Regions from separate parts of the Homo sapiens genome. Here region 1 is linked to region 2. Evidence: read pairs that join two places in POLR2A ChIA-PET (ENCODE). Cell type or tissue: GM12878. All regions are shown on one strand. Each heading gives the region's core, and the rest is flanking DNA. Links, peaks and the distances in the headings are about the cores only. Region 1 has its middle 170 kb from the start of CACNA2D1. Region 2 overlaps PCLO (piccolo presynaptic cytomatrix protein).

Evidence for each region. Peaks named below come from ENCODE experiments on the same cell type or tissue, not always from the same donor. Only the 100,000 strongest peaks of a DNase experiment are listed, where the experiment ranks them.
Region 1: POLR2A ChIA-PET joins it to region 2 with 5 read pairs; 2 of 35 experiments call an interaction of 5 or more read pairs at or near these places.

Annotation. Positions count from the first base shown.
Region 1 is chr7:82,611,379-82,619,728 of GRCh38, reverse strand. No RefSeq gene overlaps it. Among named protein-coding and RNA genes, the nearest start is that of CACNA2D1, 170 kb to the right of the region's middle. In GM12878, for the core only: no CTCF peak of the experiment used is centred there; a DNase peak (open chromatin) is centred at 4,044.
Region 2 is chr7:82,797,112-82,805,461 of GRCh38, reverse strand. PCLO (piccolo presynaptic cytomatrix protein) reads left to right here. Exons shown (of 25, transcript NM_033026.6): 22 at 3,871-3,944. Among named protein-coding and RNA genes, the nearest start is that of CACNA2D1, 360 kb to the right of the region's middle. RefSeq lists an enhancer at 1-308. In GM12878, for the core only: no CTCF peak of the experiment used is centred there; no DNase peak of the experiment used is centred there.

The DNA of each region.
Region 1 (8,350 bases), core at 27-8,026, 190 kb after region 2:
ATTCTCCTGCCTCAGCCTCCTGAGTAGCTGGGACTACAGGTACAAGCCACCACACCCAGCTAATTTTTGTATTTTTAGTAGAGACGGAGTTTCACCATGTTGGCCAGGATGGTCTCAATCTCTTGACCTCATGATCTGCCCCCCTCAGCCTCCCAAAGTTCTGGGATTACAAGTATGAGCCACCGCGCCCAGCCAGATAATTGTTATAGCCAGCACCACACTTCTTAGTATCAATTTTCTTAGTCGGTTTTCTGTTGCTGTAACAGAATACTTGAGATTAGGTATTTTAATTTTTATTTTTTAAAAGGGGTTTATTTGGTTTGTGATTCTATGGGGGTGGGAAGCCCAGGAGCATAGCACCATCATCTGGTAAGGGCCTCCTTGCTGCATCATTCCATGGCAGAAGGGCAAGAGAGCTCCTGTGAGAGAATGCTCACTTTCATAACAATCCACTCAGGCAATAACTAATCCACTCCTGAGATAACAGCACTGGCGGAGGCTTCATAATCTAATCACCTTCTCAAACTCCCATCTCTTAATATTGTCACAATGGCAATTAAATTTCAACATGAGTTTTAGAGGGGGACATTCAAGCCATAGCAACCACCATCCCATGACGTACCCAAATCTGAAGCCAGTAGTCAGTTTAGATATTGACTTCTCCATCATATTTCATCTTCATTCAATCATTGTACTTCTAAACTATTTTTCTTTATCATCCCAAATCTTTATCCTCATGAAAAGCATTTTATTTTAGAGCTTCAACATTTTAAAAAATCTGTTGCAATAGCCTCCTATCACCCTAATTTTGGACTCTTTACACTGGAATTTCTTCTCCACACCACTTTCAGAATAAACACACACACACACACACACACACACACACACACATATACACAATCTGACTTAGGACACTTGACACTTGTCTATTTAAAACTCTTTAATATAGCTCAGTATCTGCAGAATAAAGTTTAGATTTCTAAGCATGGTAACAAGCTCTCCATGATCTGCCTTCCTTCCTTCTATAATCATTACCTTTTCCTTACCACATATTCTAATCTTTAGGTACCTTGTTCTTTATACATTAATTTAGTTATGTTACCTTTTGCTACTGTCTTTTTTTAACTTAGAATTCCTTTATATCTTCTTCTCTCTTTACTTGCTCTTTACATCTAGATGTTCTCCATGAAGCATTTCTGGATCTGTCTGTCCCGTCTCCATGTAAAGTTAATTACCGCTTCTTTTACACTTTCATAACACTTGATAGAATGTGCAGAGTGTTTTATTACAAATTTTATTTTTCTGAATCCCTACTAAATTGTGCATAGCTAGATGTCAAAGGCTGAGCAATGCTCATCTTTTTATCCTCAACACCTAAGACAAAGCTTATTACTTAGTAGTGGCTCAAATATATTGCAAAACTAATACATAAGAATGAATAAGAATGGATGAAAACAATCTCACTTGTTTGCCAAAAAAAAAAATCATGTCCTAACTTCTAATCATAGCATCAAATTCTTTCACCATATAACCTAAACCTACTCTAGAGAAGAATTGTGTCTCCTTTGACAAAATGCCCTACTAAACTCATGCTATGAACAAACCATGTAAACAATATATCTATATTGAGTGCAATATATGTCTCTAATTAACTTATGTTTAGAAACTTCAACAATGAATATGATATGTGTATTATGTAAGAAAGAATATTTTGCATTTGTAAACACTTCTACTATTATAGTACTCTTCTGTATAAATTAATTTGATATGTTTTAAAAGCTTTGTATTTGGCAAAACTATATTATCTCTATCTTGTAAAAAATGAAACTGAGCTTCATTAAATTGCCAAAATAATTATTCAAGGTCACAAAGTAAGAGATGAACCGGGATGCCACATATGAATTCTGTTTCCCAATGCAATCATATGCAGAAAAACAAAAAGGGGAAAATACATAACAACGTAATCTGTATTTTGCCACCTCCTATTTATAAATGTATATGAAGAAATATGAAAATAGATTCATTTCTAGTTGTGTGTTTAGCTACTGGAAAGTTCCAGCACTGAAAAGTTGAAGGAGATGACAAAGGTAATTACATTGCTTGTATACAGTCCTTTCATTTTAAATTCTTCTTGAACTTAGCGCTACTGAAATTTTTCCATTGAGCAACCTCTTGTGACTGTTTACCCCCTTAGCTGTCAAGATTATATCCTAATATAAGGGAGAAATTTTGTATCTTAAAATAAATTTTCTCTAAGAATAAGCACAGTGAAATGCAGCCATCAAGTTCACTCTGTCCCGAGGAGTCCTCAATGAATATGTATCTCCCTGACATCCTAGCAGAGCAAGGGTTGAGGTCTTTTCTGGCAAACTGACAGTTGCTCAACTGAGGACAGGAAGGGGAAAAGGAGTAGCTGAATCTCTGATTGATATCTTTTAAGCAGACAGTGTTCTTCTACTGAGTTTAACCTCTTCAAGAGAAGATACTTCCTAAAGTATCAGGGCCTTTCTTTCACAATATCTATGTGTTAAAGAAAATACCTAAAATGACAGGCATTTTTCTATTTTATTTAAAAGCCATGGCATTTGAATTTGCAGATGATGGCTAGAACATTTGTACTTTTCAATAAAAACAGTTTTAAAATATTCTAGCCAGCATAGAGTTTAGGTAGAACAGATATACAATTTTTTACCTAAACCTCAGTAACCTAGAAATGGCTCCTACTCAATGATGGAAGAATCAAACCCATTCTCTTAGAATTTATCAATATTAATTCAATCCATTTATTCTTGAAAGAAAATTATTCATCTTCTGTGTGTCAATCATTATAATAGGCACAAATATCATATCCAGGCCAAAATGAGTAATGTGAGGGAGAACTTTCTGAAAGATCCAGTGTTTTTGCACATCTCTAAAAGAGAAGACAAAAAATTGGTTCAAGCAGAAGAACTAGTATGTGACTAAAGGCAAGAGAATAATTGGTACCTGTGTAAATAACTATAAAAAGTTTGGTAATACCAGAACTAAGTGACAATCAGCAGAGATGGAGAAAAGGAAGCTGATTGTAAAGAGGTGGAACCAATAGGATTCAGTGATTATGTGTTGGCAGTAAATCAGAGACATATGATGTTTAGCTTTCTGACTTGGGTGACTGGCTGAATAATGGTGCTATTTCGTGCATGGAAAAACACAGTGGGTGGAGGTTCAGGAGAAAGAGGAAACATGACTGGGGAATAAGGAACTAAGAACTATCTATGAAATACTGAGTGGAGATATCAAAAAAAGGCAGTAAGCATATATATTCAGAGAAATGTTGGGACACTGCCTAGTAAAGCAGTGAGAAGAGGGCCACCATCCTCCAGACCCCAGAATGGTAGATCCACTGACAGCTTGCACTGTGTGTCTGGAAAAGCCACAGGCACTCAACAACCAGCCATTGAAAACAGCTGTGGGGGCCTGACCCTGAGGAGCCACAGGGGCGGAGCTGCCCAAGGCCTTGGGAACCCACCCCTTGCATCAGTGTGGCCTGGATGTGAGACATGGAGTCAAAGGAGATTATTTAGGAGCTTTAAAATTTGACTGCCCTGCTGGATTTCAGACTTGCATAGGGCCTGAAGCCCCTTTGTTTTGGAGGATTTGTCCCTTTTGGAATGGGAGTATTTGGGCAATGCTTATACTGCCATTATATCTTGGTGTAACTAATTTGTTTTTGATTTTACAGGTTCATAGGTGGAAGGGACTTGCCTTAGCTAGTATGAGACTTTGGACTTGGAATTTTGAGTTAATGCTGCAATGAGTTAAGACTTTGGGGGACTGTTGGGAAAGCATAATTATGTTTTGAAATGCGAGGAGAACATGAGATTTGGGAGGGGCCAGGGGTGAAATGATATGGTTTGGCTGTGTGTCCCCATCCAAATCTCATCTCAAGTTGTGACCCTCAGTGTTGGAGGAGGGGCCCGGTGGGAGGTGATTAGCTCATGGGGATGGACTTCCCCCTCTCTTGATAGTGAGTGAGTTCTCATGAGATCTGGTGGTTTACAAGTGCGTGGCACTTCCCCTTTTGCTCTCTCTTCCTCCTGCTCCAGCAATGAAGGACCTGCTGGCTTCCACTTTGTCTTCTACCATGATTGCCAGTTTCCTGAGGGTCCCCCCACCAGCCATGCTTCCTGTACAGGCTGTGGAACTGTGAGCCAATTAAACCTTTTTTCTTTATGAATTACCCAGTCTCCAGTAATTTTCTTTGTAAATTTCCCAGTGTATTTATAGCAATGGAAGAACGGGCTAATACAAAATTCTGCTTTTCAATATATTTTTTAATTTGCTTTTTTTTCAAACATTTGCTATAAATATATGTTCTTAGCTTAAAAAGTCTAAATTTTTATGCCAAACAGTAGTGTCCTGTCTCACCTCTACCTGTTTTCTGGTTTCATTCTCAGAAACAAATTCCTCTAACTCTGAAGCTTCTTCTCTTAGTCATGTTCATATCCTTAAGAGCACACTATAACCATTTTTTTCTTTTTTTTTTTTTTGCTTTTTCCAGGTTTAGGTCTTATTATTTACTTCCTATTATGGAAGGTGAGATTGACCTCTTTCGCATTTTCCCAAACCCTCTTCTAAATAGAGTTACATCACAATTTTAATTGGAAAAATAACCAGGGTTTTTATTACTATAGCTATGTAAATACTATTTACAGATAAGCCATATCATAGCTATGCTTGTATTTCCTTTCTTGTACAACTCTTTGTTCTCTATGGAGTAAATTAGTGCCAAATTTTTAATTTGCTAAGTTTCCTATATATCTATCTCTAATTCCTCTTTAACTATCTGCCAGAAGAGTAAATATTTTCTCGATATTTTCACACTTCAGATAAATCTGAAAGTTTTTGTTTTTCTTGTTGCTATCACTGTGGGAATCCTCCATCTTCCTGCTTCAACTCGGACTGCTGTTCTCTGGCCTGCCTGCTGCAGCTGTCATCCTGGGAATTTCACTAAAGCTTCATTTCAGGGAATTATGCTTCTTTACTACCCCTTTTTCTTATACCCCTGTTATGGACTGAATTGTGCTCCCCCAAAATTCATATTTTGAAACCCTAATTGCCAGTACCTCAGAATGTGACCAAATTTAAAGAATGGGCCTTTAAAGAGGTAATTAAATTAAAATGAAGTCATTAATGTATGCCCAAATCCAATCTGACTAGGGTCCTTCTAAGAAGAGGAGATTAAGACACACAGAGAGAAACCAGGGGCAGTATGCAAAGAAGGACCACCTCATGAAGACATAGCAAGTGCGCAGCCATCCGTAACCCAAGGAGCAAGGCCTCAGAGGAAACCAACTCTGCCCACACCTTGACCTTGGACTTCTAGGCTCTGGCATATAAAAAATATATTCCTTACAAGTCATTCTATTATAAAGATATATGCATGCATATGTTCATTGCAGCACTATTCACAATAGCAAAGATATGGAATCAACCCAAATGCCCATCAATGTTAGACTGGATAAAGAAAATATGGTACATACACACCATGGAATACTATCCAGCCATAAAAAGGAATGAAATCATGTCCTTTGCAGGGACGTGGATGGAGCTTAAAGCCATTATCTTCAGCAAACTAACGCAGGAACAGAAAACCAAACACCGCATTATCTCACTTGTAAGTGGTAGCTGAACGATGAGAACACATGGACACAGGGAGGGGAACACAAAGACACACTGGGGCATGTAGGTGGGGAGTGGGGGGAAGGGGAGCATCAGGATACGTAGTTAATGCATCCATGACTTAATACCTAGGTGATGGGTTGATAGGTGCAGCAAACCACCATGACACACGTTTACCCATGTAACAAACCTGTATGTCCTGCACAGGTATTCCAGAACTTAGAAGTTTAAAACTTTTCTCTTAAAAAAAAAGACAAATTTTTAAAATTTAACAAAAAAGAAAAGCAAATATATTCCTGTAGTTTAAGCCACCCAATCTGTCATAGATTTTTAGGGCAGCCCCAGAAAATGAATATGACTCCGTTTATTGTTCTTGCTTCCCTGCCTCCCCACCTCACCATTTTTTTGGCAGAGCATATTCTCCAGATGTTTTCTGAAAAAGAGGAATTAAAGAATATTTGGGAGGGGTTGAATATCTGAAAATACCTTTATGGAAAATTGTCTGGATATAGAATTCTAGGGGGATATTTCCTATCATCCTGCCTATCCTCTCTCCTACTATGTTTTACACTGTATAGCCATTATTTCAGTAGTCACCCACAGACATAACTTACATTTGAGGATAATCACTACCATTTCCCTTTCCATATGGTACTTTAACCACACTCCTTTTAAACTTATGTTATTGTCATCACATAATTGTATCCTTTTAATTCATTAGGACATTATTTTATTATTGTATACTGTCTATGTGTTCAAATCACCAGCATATTTCCTGTACCTTCTTTTTCATTTCTTCTTCATGCCAAAACCTTTTATGAAACGGGGCCGTTTATCTTCTGCCTATAGACAATGCTTGAAGCTTAAGATTCATCAAGTCTGCAAATTTATATATTTTATGAAATGGGAGGAAATTTTGGTCATTATTTTTTCAATTTTTTTCCTACTTTATCTTCTTTCCCTTGTCCTCTGGGACTCCAGTCCCAGGTATTGTTCTGCAGGTCCCTGAGGTTCTGTTCTTTTAAAATATTTTTTCCTTGGCTACTCCTAATTTCTATTGATCTGTCTTCAAGTTAACTGATCCTTTACTTTGGTCATCTCCAGTCTGTCATTAACTTATCCGGTGAGTTTTAAATTTCAGATACTGTGTTTTCAATGCTGGAATTTCTTTTTGTTTGTTTTACAGAAATTATATATATGTTTTTTTTGTGTGTGTGTTTTGTATTTTTTTGGGACAGAGTCCCAAAAAAATCTGTCTGTCTGTCACCCAGGCTGTAGTGCAGTGGCATGATCTTGGCTCACTGCAACCTCCACCTCCTGGCTTCAAGTGATTCTTGTGCCTAAGCCTCTTGAGTAGCTGGGACTGCAGGTGCTCACCACCATGCCAGGCTAATTTTTTCTGTATTTTTAGTAGAGATGGGATTTCGCCATGTTGGCCAGGCTGGTCTTGAACTCCTGACCTCAGGTGATCTGCCCGCCTCGGCCTCTAAGTGTTAGGATTACAGGCATGAGCCACCTCACCCAGCCTCATTATTTATAATAGTGATATAGTAAATAAAATTTCTTTAAATCAAACAAAAAGAAATTCCAGCATATATATATATATATATATATATATATATATATATATATATATATATATAAAAAACAAAAATATAAGAGACAATTTAAATATTAGCAAATATATTAGTGCTAGAATGTTTTGGTTTAATTTGTAGTTTCTTTTTTTATTTTAATTATTATTATACTTTAAGTTTTAGGGTACATGTGCACAATGTGCAGGTTAGTTACATATGTATACATGTGCCATGCTGGTGTGCTGCACCCATTAACTCGTCATTTAGCATTAGGTATATCTCCTAATGCTATCCCTCCCCCCTCCCCCCACCCCACAACAGTCCCCAGAGTGTGATGTTCCCCTTCCTGTGTCCATGTGTTCTCATTGTTCAATTCCCACCTATGAGTGAGAATATACGGTGTTTGATTTTTTGTTCTTGCGATAGTTTACTGAGAATGATGATTTCCAATTTCATCCATGTCCCTACAAAGGACATGAACTCATTCATTTTTTATGGCTGCATAGTATTCTGTGGTGTATATGTGCCACATTTTCTTAATCCAGTCTATCATTGTTGGACATTTGGGTTGGTTCCAAGTCTTTGCTATTGTGAATAGTCCCGCAATAAACATACGTGTGCATGTGTCTTTATAGCAGCATGATTTATAGTCCTTTGGGTATATACCCAGTAATGGGATGGCTGGGTCAAATGGTATTTCTAGTTCTAGATCCCTGAGGAATCGCCACACTGACTTCCACAATGGTTGAACTAGTTTACAGTCCCACCAACAGTGTAAAAGTGTTCCTATTTCTCCACATCCTCTCCAGCACCTGTTGTTTCCTGACTTTTTAATGATTGCCATTCTAACTGGTGTGAGATGGTATCTCATTGTGGTTTTGATTTGCATTTCTCTGATGGCCAGTGATGGTGAGCATTTTTTCATGTTTTTTGGCTGCATAAATGCCTTCTTTTGAGAAGTGTCTGTTCATATCCTTCACCCACTTTTTGATGGGGTTGTTTGTTTTTTTCTTGTAAATTTGTTTGAGTTCATTGTAGATTCTGGATATTAGCCCTTTGTCAGATGACTAGGTTGCAAAAATTTTCTCCCATTTTGTAGGTTGCCTGTTCAC
Region 2 (8,350 bases), core at 321-8,320:
CAATCTGTATTTGATGTTAAAACTGCTAATCACTTAGCCATGCCAGAATAAAGTTCAGCAGGAATACAGTAATGTTTTAATCACATAATGACCAAATACAAACATTACTGGTATTTGAGACAAACATATATTAATTTACCTTGAATCAGGAGATATTTAAACATATTCAAAGAATCCATATATCATATTTGAAATAGAGGACATAGTGAATAATCATACAGACTTTTCAACTATAAATCCTTCTACAATTAACATTGAAGGTTTCGAAGTGTTTCCATACTTTCTAGAACAAAGACCGAGTAGTGCATAGGTCCCTGAGTAGGTACTCTTGGAATAAGAATCACTCATAATGTTAAGCCTCAAAATAAAAAAAAAGTCATTTTGCAAATCAAATGCAAAACTTTAGCATACTTAATGTGTTAGAATCGCCTTGGTCATATTGGTGGCATTTAAGATAAATATGTAGATTATGTCTGTTCCAATAACAAAATCCAAACTTCCTGACTTTTCCTTTTCCTGCCCATTAACTAGTCTTCTGGATTTTGAAAATACCACTGGGCCACCCAGGTCCCAGGGTTTACGCCAGGGCAAAAGCAGTCTACCACCTGGTTTTCTAAGACCTGTGAGCTAAAAATGGCATTTCCATTTTCGAAAGTGTAGGAAAAAACAAAAGAAGTGTGATATTTTGTGACACTTGAAAATTATAGGAAATTGAAATTTCAGTGAATATAAACTAAGTTGTATTGGAACACAACCGTGCCTATTAGCTCTGTGTTGCCTGATGCTGCTTTTGTGCTGCAGGGCAGAATTAAGTCGTTAGAATACAGCCCATCTAAAATATTTACTAACTGGCACGTTGCAGAGCTTGCCAACCCTGAGCTGGGTTGTGAAAGGGTCTTTTTCATTTTCTCCAATGCTAAGTGAAGACTTTTCAGGGGGTGGATTGTCTATTTCTCTTTGTTTTAAAATAAAGGTTCTTATAAATCTTTCCTTCTGATGTCCACAACAATTATAATATTTTGATAATGGTTCAGTTTATAAAAGCAAAGCATTAGTGAAAATAGATTTTTACAGTGAAAAACGAGTTCATTTTGTTGTTTTGAACTACATTTTTTTCAATTTAAATTAAGCAAATTCTTATTGTATCACCTGTCCATCTTAGCTTTCTTTTCTTTTATGAGATTTAGTCTATGGATTCAATAGAGTTATTTGTACTTAATCAGTTATATTTTATTGGAAATTCTTCCTAAAAGAAATCTAATCCCATTGGTCTTTGACTTCTGATGATCCAATTTGACAGAAAAGAATTTCTACAAATTCTTTAAATTTCTTTCTAAGCTGTAAATGTCATGTGAATTTAGAAAGGTTTTAAACCACACATAATTTGTTATCCTTCCAATTTTTCTGCACCTTTCAAAATATATAATTTAACACTGATGGTAAAGTTATAATTCCAAAAAGTAAATATGTCATTTTGTCAATATTTGAATGTCTGCAGTATAAGTAGATTATGTATTTTATATATATACCACATTCTAATTTTGATTTTTCCCATTTTCCTGTTTCTCTTGTAAATCAAAGCTTCTCACAACTGTCTAGGAGACTCTTGCTTTGCCATATGAGCACAACGAATATTTACTTTTGAAAACCATTATAGGATATGTGTAAGAAGTAGTATTTGGCAGTTCTTTTATATCCCCCATTGTATCTAATAAAATTATAGCTTGGGCTAGTAAAAGTGTTTAATAAATATCTAGCGATTATTTAAAAATATAAATTATAAAATGTATAGCCAGAATGTTCTGAGCTAAAGTGTAGTCATTGGGAATTCAGAGAAACCACATCCTTCACACGACTCACAGTTACATTTCCTTTGCACTTAATTTAGCTTCACAATCCTATGAAAGTTTTTTGTATAATCTTCAAAATGTACTTACTACACATATTGGCTAAGTACCTATGTTAAAATCAGTTTCAATTGAAAGCAAAGACTGGCTGGGTATCACCATTAACATATAAAGTCTAAGACTCAAGAACAACCCCAAAAATTATCAAAATGTACTTGTACTACAATTACTAAGACTTACAGTAACTACTTTTTAAAAGTCTGGGATAGTATAAGAATATTTATTTTTTAGTATTCTGATCTACTAGATTACCAATACTAAAAAGACCTGCACTTTCAATAGAGTTTGGCTCAGCAACAAGGTATGTTTTGGTTCACTCTACCAGTGTAGCGTACTGATAAAAGTAAGATTACTGCTATTAAGCTTTTTTTCCCCTCTAATGCTAACAGATAGAGCAGAGTTCTTTTTTTTTTCTTAACTACTTGTCTTGAATCTTGATGAAGCAATTACATAAGCTAAAATTTTGTGTGTTACTTAAATATGTATGCAGATGTTGACCATGCAGACCATGGTTTAACATATATATGGTAAAATGGAAATGTTGGAAATTGCTTAATTTGCATGAACTTGGTCCCTCACATACACACTTAATAAAAATTTGTACTTAAACCTTTAACCTAGAATTATTATAATGGAACAATGTAATGGCTTTTGAGATAAAATAATTTCTGAATTTACATGTGTTCTTTTATTATGTGCGGAAACATTTCAGCACCTTCTCTGAAGTAGAATAAGAGGACCTTTAGAGCAGTTTTCAAGTAAGATATAATTGGATTATTAAGAAATAAATATGGTTACATTTTCAGCAGGTCTAGCAAACCAAATACTTCCTATGAAAGTTATAATTAATTGTTAGTAAATCCCACTATGCTAGAAGTGTTGTCTACAAAGTGCAGTATCAAGATGCTCTTTTGTTCAAGCATCTTTCTGTAACAATTTTTTATTCCATCTTTTTAGAACGCCTTATCTAAGCACATATAAAGGCAAATTCCAAACTTCTTCATGTGCCATGTAGCTTTTTCTCTAGCCGAAGAAATAAGAAGTGGTCTACTGTCCTTTAGCTGTTAAATTATTAACATTCTAAGCTTACAGTCCTCAAAGTATCCTGAATTCTTCATCTAGTTGACTTTCCAAAAAGTTTGAAGCTGAAAACTAAAAGTGATTAGCAGATTTTGGTTGAATTCTAAGGCTACTACGAGCATGCCTACCTGTTAATATGTCATGTTTATTGAATGCTTATTATTTCTCAGGCACTCTGTTAACCCTTTTCACGCATTTTTCATGTGTTTTTTTTCATAATCAAAATGTAGCTAATATTATTATCTTTATATCACAAAAGGAGAAACAGTCTTGACCAGGTACTTTGCCTTACATTACCCATAGCAAGAAATAGCAAAGCCAGAAACAGAGACCAAGCAGCCTGACTACAAAAGCCAGTTTGCTCAACACAGTGGAAAACACAGAAAGGAGTTGAAAAAAAAATACATGAAATAAGAAATATTTTATTAAAATATCATTTTTATATATTATTTAATTCAATATTGCTCTTTTTACCAAAAAAACTGGAATAACTCATCAGTACAACATATAAAAATATAAAGCCCCTTCTCATTGTTGAGTTAGAAATAAATAAAAAATTCTAAAACAAAATTTCTAAATGTCATGATGGTCTTATTTTTTGATAAATAGTCTACAAATAAAAACTACTGAATGTTGAGGTATATTGTTTGGCCTGAATAGGAATAATAAACAAGTTCACATTTTAAAATTATGATATAGAGCAATTAACTGTGTATGTATGTGCCATTCAAATAATTATTGCAAGTCCAAAAATATTCGGTTGTGCAAAAGTAATTGCAGGTTTTGCCATTACTATCAATGTCATTTTATTTATGCAAATTTAGCCTCTTTTGCATTCATGAGATCATAACTGAATATATCATTTTATTTTATTTCTAAACAGAGGGAAGATGGGACAGAATGGACAAGAGCCTGTAAAACAGCCAGGGGTAGGAGTAGGACTAGCAGACACTGAAGGTAAGTAAAAATTTACAATATTGGATTTTGGCTGAATCTGCATTCTACAGTATAAGTGTTTCAGTTGTTTTTCTTTTAACATGAATTTAAATGTTACAAACTAATGGCAAAAGCAATAGGTAGTAAGATATCATTATCTATTAAATGAGAATGACTGTATTCATTTTACAATTCCCCAATTTTCTCATTTGTGTTTAACATTAAAGTAACTTGGGGTACTGAAAAATTAAAAGAGAAAGAAAAATGAGAAGGATGACATGAAAAAGACTCAGAAGACTTTCCCAGGGTGGGAGGGAAATCTTGAACTTAAAAATATAACATATATTTTGTTTAAAATATCATGCAAATAGAAAATCAATCATGGAACCTCATTTAAGTCCATAGAAATTCTTAAATATACGAAGCTGAGAAGAAATTAATGGTGTAAAAATCATTTTACAGAAAAATTAATTGCTAAACTAACTTCTAAAGACAAACCAAATTTAAGTTCAAATTTCGTTTTATTAAACAAATAATAAATTATTACCAAATGTGAAAAATCCTTGACGTCAGCAAACATATAAAAGGAGTATCTATAAGCTTTACGATGACAAGCTTACCTTTCATAATACTGTGATAAAATCTAGTATCCCTGGCTGGGCACGGTGGCTCACGCCTGAAATCCCAGCACTTTGGGAGGCCGAGGTGGGCAGATCACGAGGTCAGGAGTTCGAGACCAACATGGCGAAACCCCATCTCTACTAAAAATACAAAAATTAGACAGTCGTGGTGGCACGCACCTGTAATCCCAGCTACTCAGGAGGCTGAGGCAGGAGAATTGCTTGAATCCAGGAGGCAGAGTTTGCAGTAAGCCCAGATCTCGCCACTGCACTCCAGCCTGGGCGACAGAGGGAGACTCCATCTCAAAAAATAAAATAAATAAAATCTAGTAGCCCTATAGTCCTTCATGTGTCATTCCAACCTCTCTCTATACATTTAACTATTCTAAGTAGTTTATTCTAAGTACTTTTCATGCACTGTCTCATTTAATTCTTACAATTACCTATGAGGTAACTAATAACATATATTGGCTTTATATAAAAGGAAACTGAAGTGCACACATGGAACAAGGACAGAACAAGTGAAAATGACACCAAATGTCACACTATTACCATGATAATGGGTGTGTTATCACAAGAGCACTACATAGGGAAACAGGTTTAGGTTTCAATTCTGGTCTTTATTAGATATGTGACCTAATTTCTCTATCTTCAGAAACCTCATCTGACAAATGCTGGGTCTAAGTGATACCTAGGTTTTCTCAGGGGCTTAAGTGAATGCCACATTTTTCTTGTTCTATTCGAAATTGTAAATTAATCTTTGGACGCCTTCAAAAGCTATGTTTCCTTTATCTCTTGCTATATACTTCAGGGTTCCACCCTCAATCTACCAATCTTTTTACCTACCGTATCTCTGTGTACACTCATGAACTCTCTCTTATATGTTGATTAGTCCCAAACCTGCTGCCCAAACTCCTGGAATTTAGACTCAGTATGTCAGGCATTTGTGTCCAACCAGGAAACTAGAAATGGCTCTGAATATTTGAAATAGAGGAAACAAATGACTAGCAATTGATGATATACTCGTGAAAGAAGCTGAGAAACTAAGTGGGGGATAGTGAAGCAGCAGAAAAATAGCTATTGTCCCCATAAGCTAGAGGACAGCGAGAGCCGAAACCAGGACAAGCCTGCTTTCTGGGAGCAAGAAACATGAAAGAAATTCAGCCAATGCCAGAAATATATCCTGAGACAGACAAGGATGGGGAGAAATATCCTGGTTCTCTCTTCCTCCCATTCTCCAATCTCTGCCAGTGCCTGATCAAAACCAACTGGAAGCCAGTTGACGGAGAGGTCTGGAAAACTGTACAGGGCAGCTACTCTGAGAAGAAAGGAAGGAAGAGACCGAAGAATGCATCTGAGAGCATATAAGTATAGGGCCAGCACAATATTTTACATGGATGCATCAAGCTACGTATGCCCTGCACTTAATTCACCCTCTCCCCAATTTTGCCTCCTTTTCCTACTATGCTCTTAAAACACAGTTGACAGAATTTGCATATTTTATCATTGTTCTTTGATTTAAATTACCTATTTCTATTTTTGTCTCCTCCATAAGGCTGAACAACTCTCAAACCAGAGATAGCGCTTATTCCTCTTGGTATCCCAGCACTTAGCAGACAGCCTTGCCCACAGAGTTGCTTAGAGAATGTTTGTTGAGCAAATGAATAACAAATATGATCATCTATACAATTAGCAGCTATTGATTTTCGTATTAGTCTAGAATTTAGATATATAGTGAAGCAATTCATGCATAGTTTTAGCTACTTAATTTTACCTTTCTTTAATCCTAAAGTTTATAAATAAAATTGTTTTAGTATAAATGTTAACAGCTGTCAATGAACAGAAATTATTCATCCTAATACTGCTTTCTTCTTTCATATCAGTCCCACACAAAACTTGCTTGCTTTCCAAGAAGGAGCCAATCAGAGGCGACTTTATTTTTATTTAAACTTATGAGTCAATATGTTTCCCCTTTAGCGAACTGACCCTGATCAACAGTTGATCTTAGATTAGTTATTGAGCAGAGGGGCGGGGGTTGAGGATGGGAACAAGACAGAATATGTAATATAATGTGAGTTATTTATAGTCAAGTGCCCTTTTGGTAGCAACATTTTGGACAAGTTGTTTTTCACTGAGTTGCTATTAACATTTGACAATAATCAAATTTATAATCTACGTATCTATATGAATTGGGCATGAATCACTATAAGCAAAATATTTTAAAAAGTTAATAATATGGAGAAGAAAACTGCAATAATATTAGACTTTCAGAGGCAATTTTAAATTAGAAAGAATATATAAACAGAGTGAGGAGAAAATGATTAAGAATGTATTTGCTCTATGCAGATAGGAGGACACATCAATGCAAAGTGCAAGATTTTGTTTTGTCCACGTAGAAATATGGAATCAACTTTGTGTTGTACTTGAGATATATGTTTAATCAGTGTTTTGTTTGTTTTGAGTGATCCAAATAATTATCTTTATTTGCCTTTGTTGTCAGTGAACATAAACAGCCAATTTAGCGGGGGAACAAAAACAAACGAGTCAATTCAATTTTTTTTAGACAAAATATATAGTTCTTTTATTGTATTTTTCCTCCATTCAATCCTTCACCAGGACATCAGAAAAACTGTGACTCTGTAGATAAGCACAGTTTTCTTGAAATTATAGATCCTTGAAATGTTCCACTTCATCTCGATTACTTATATTATTCATTTAAGCACTTTGTTTTATGAATACCTTAGTCCACTCTAAGAAATACTCATCTACAAAGATTTGCTTTAGGACAGCATACTTTAATCCAGAGTATATCATAGATTTTAAGTAATCACTTTTAGACGGTTTGTTCACATACAATTTTTATTCTTGTTTTTGCTTTATGGGGTTCAGAATGTAAAAAGTAATGTTTTAGGGAGTTACAATTTCTGTTGAGAATGTCATTGAGTATTTTTAATGTTAAATAGCCATGTTCTTGTTATTCTTATTAAGCAAGTCCATTTATTCTGCTTCTAATTTAAAAACAATAATTTTCCACTTAGTCATTTTCTCTAATAATGTTTTACCTTATTCACAGAAGTTGTTTATGAATTTTAATCCCAGCATGAGATTAGTTCAATGGGTCAGAATGTGAGCCCTATGAAGGGTTCTGGGATTCAACCTAAGTTGTAGTATAAAACAGTAATACTTTTTCAGACTATCTCCACTAATCAATCATTGAATTTCCACAATTTAATTAAGTGCATATGTAAAGCAAAAATAAGTGTTGTATTTGGCATACAGTTAACATCCTTTAAGTTGTAGCTATTATTAAATTAGAAGTATATGTGAGAGTCATTTTGATCCCATCCAAAGAAATGATCATTATTCAGGATTGATAAAATATTGTGCACTTGTTGACAATGAGAGCTATACACGACCACTTTTCTTTAACATTTAAATCAAACCAATTAGACTTTCAAATTGTACAGATGAGTGTTTTCCCAATTTACACTAAAAACATCTAATTACATCCTTTAAGCTAGCTGACCCTTCCATTAGTTAAGATGGATGTATTTAATAGTTATTTTTTGCCAGTGAGCATCCATGTAGTAGCTGCCTTGATCCATTAAGTCTCCTAAACCAGGTGTTTATCATCTTTAAAAAGTATTACAATCACAACTTTCCATGAAGCTTAATTTTCTTGGCTGTATACCTTTGAAGAACAAATACCCCTAATAAATCATTTATTTTCTTAAGTATCTTTATAAAATCCAATTTAGTTTCAGTAAGAATGGAAATTCAGTTTCCAGAACAAATAAATCTCAAACA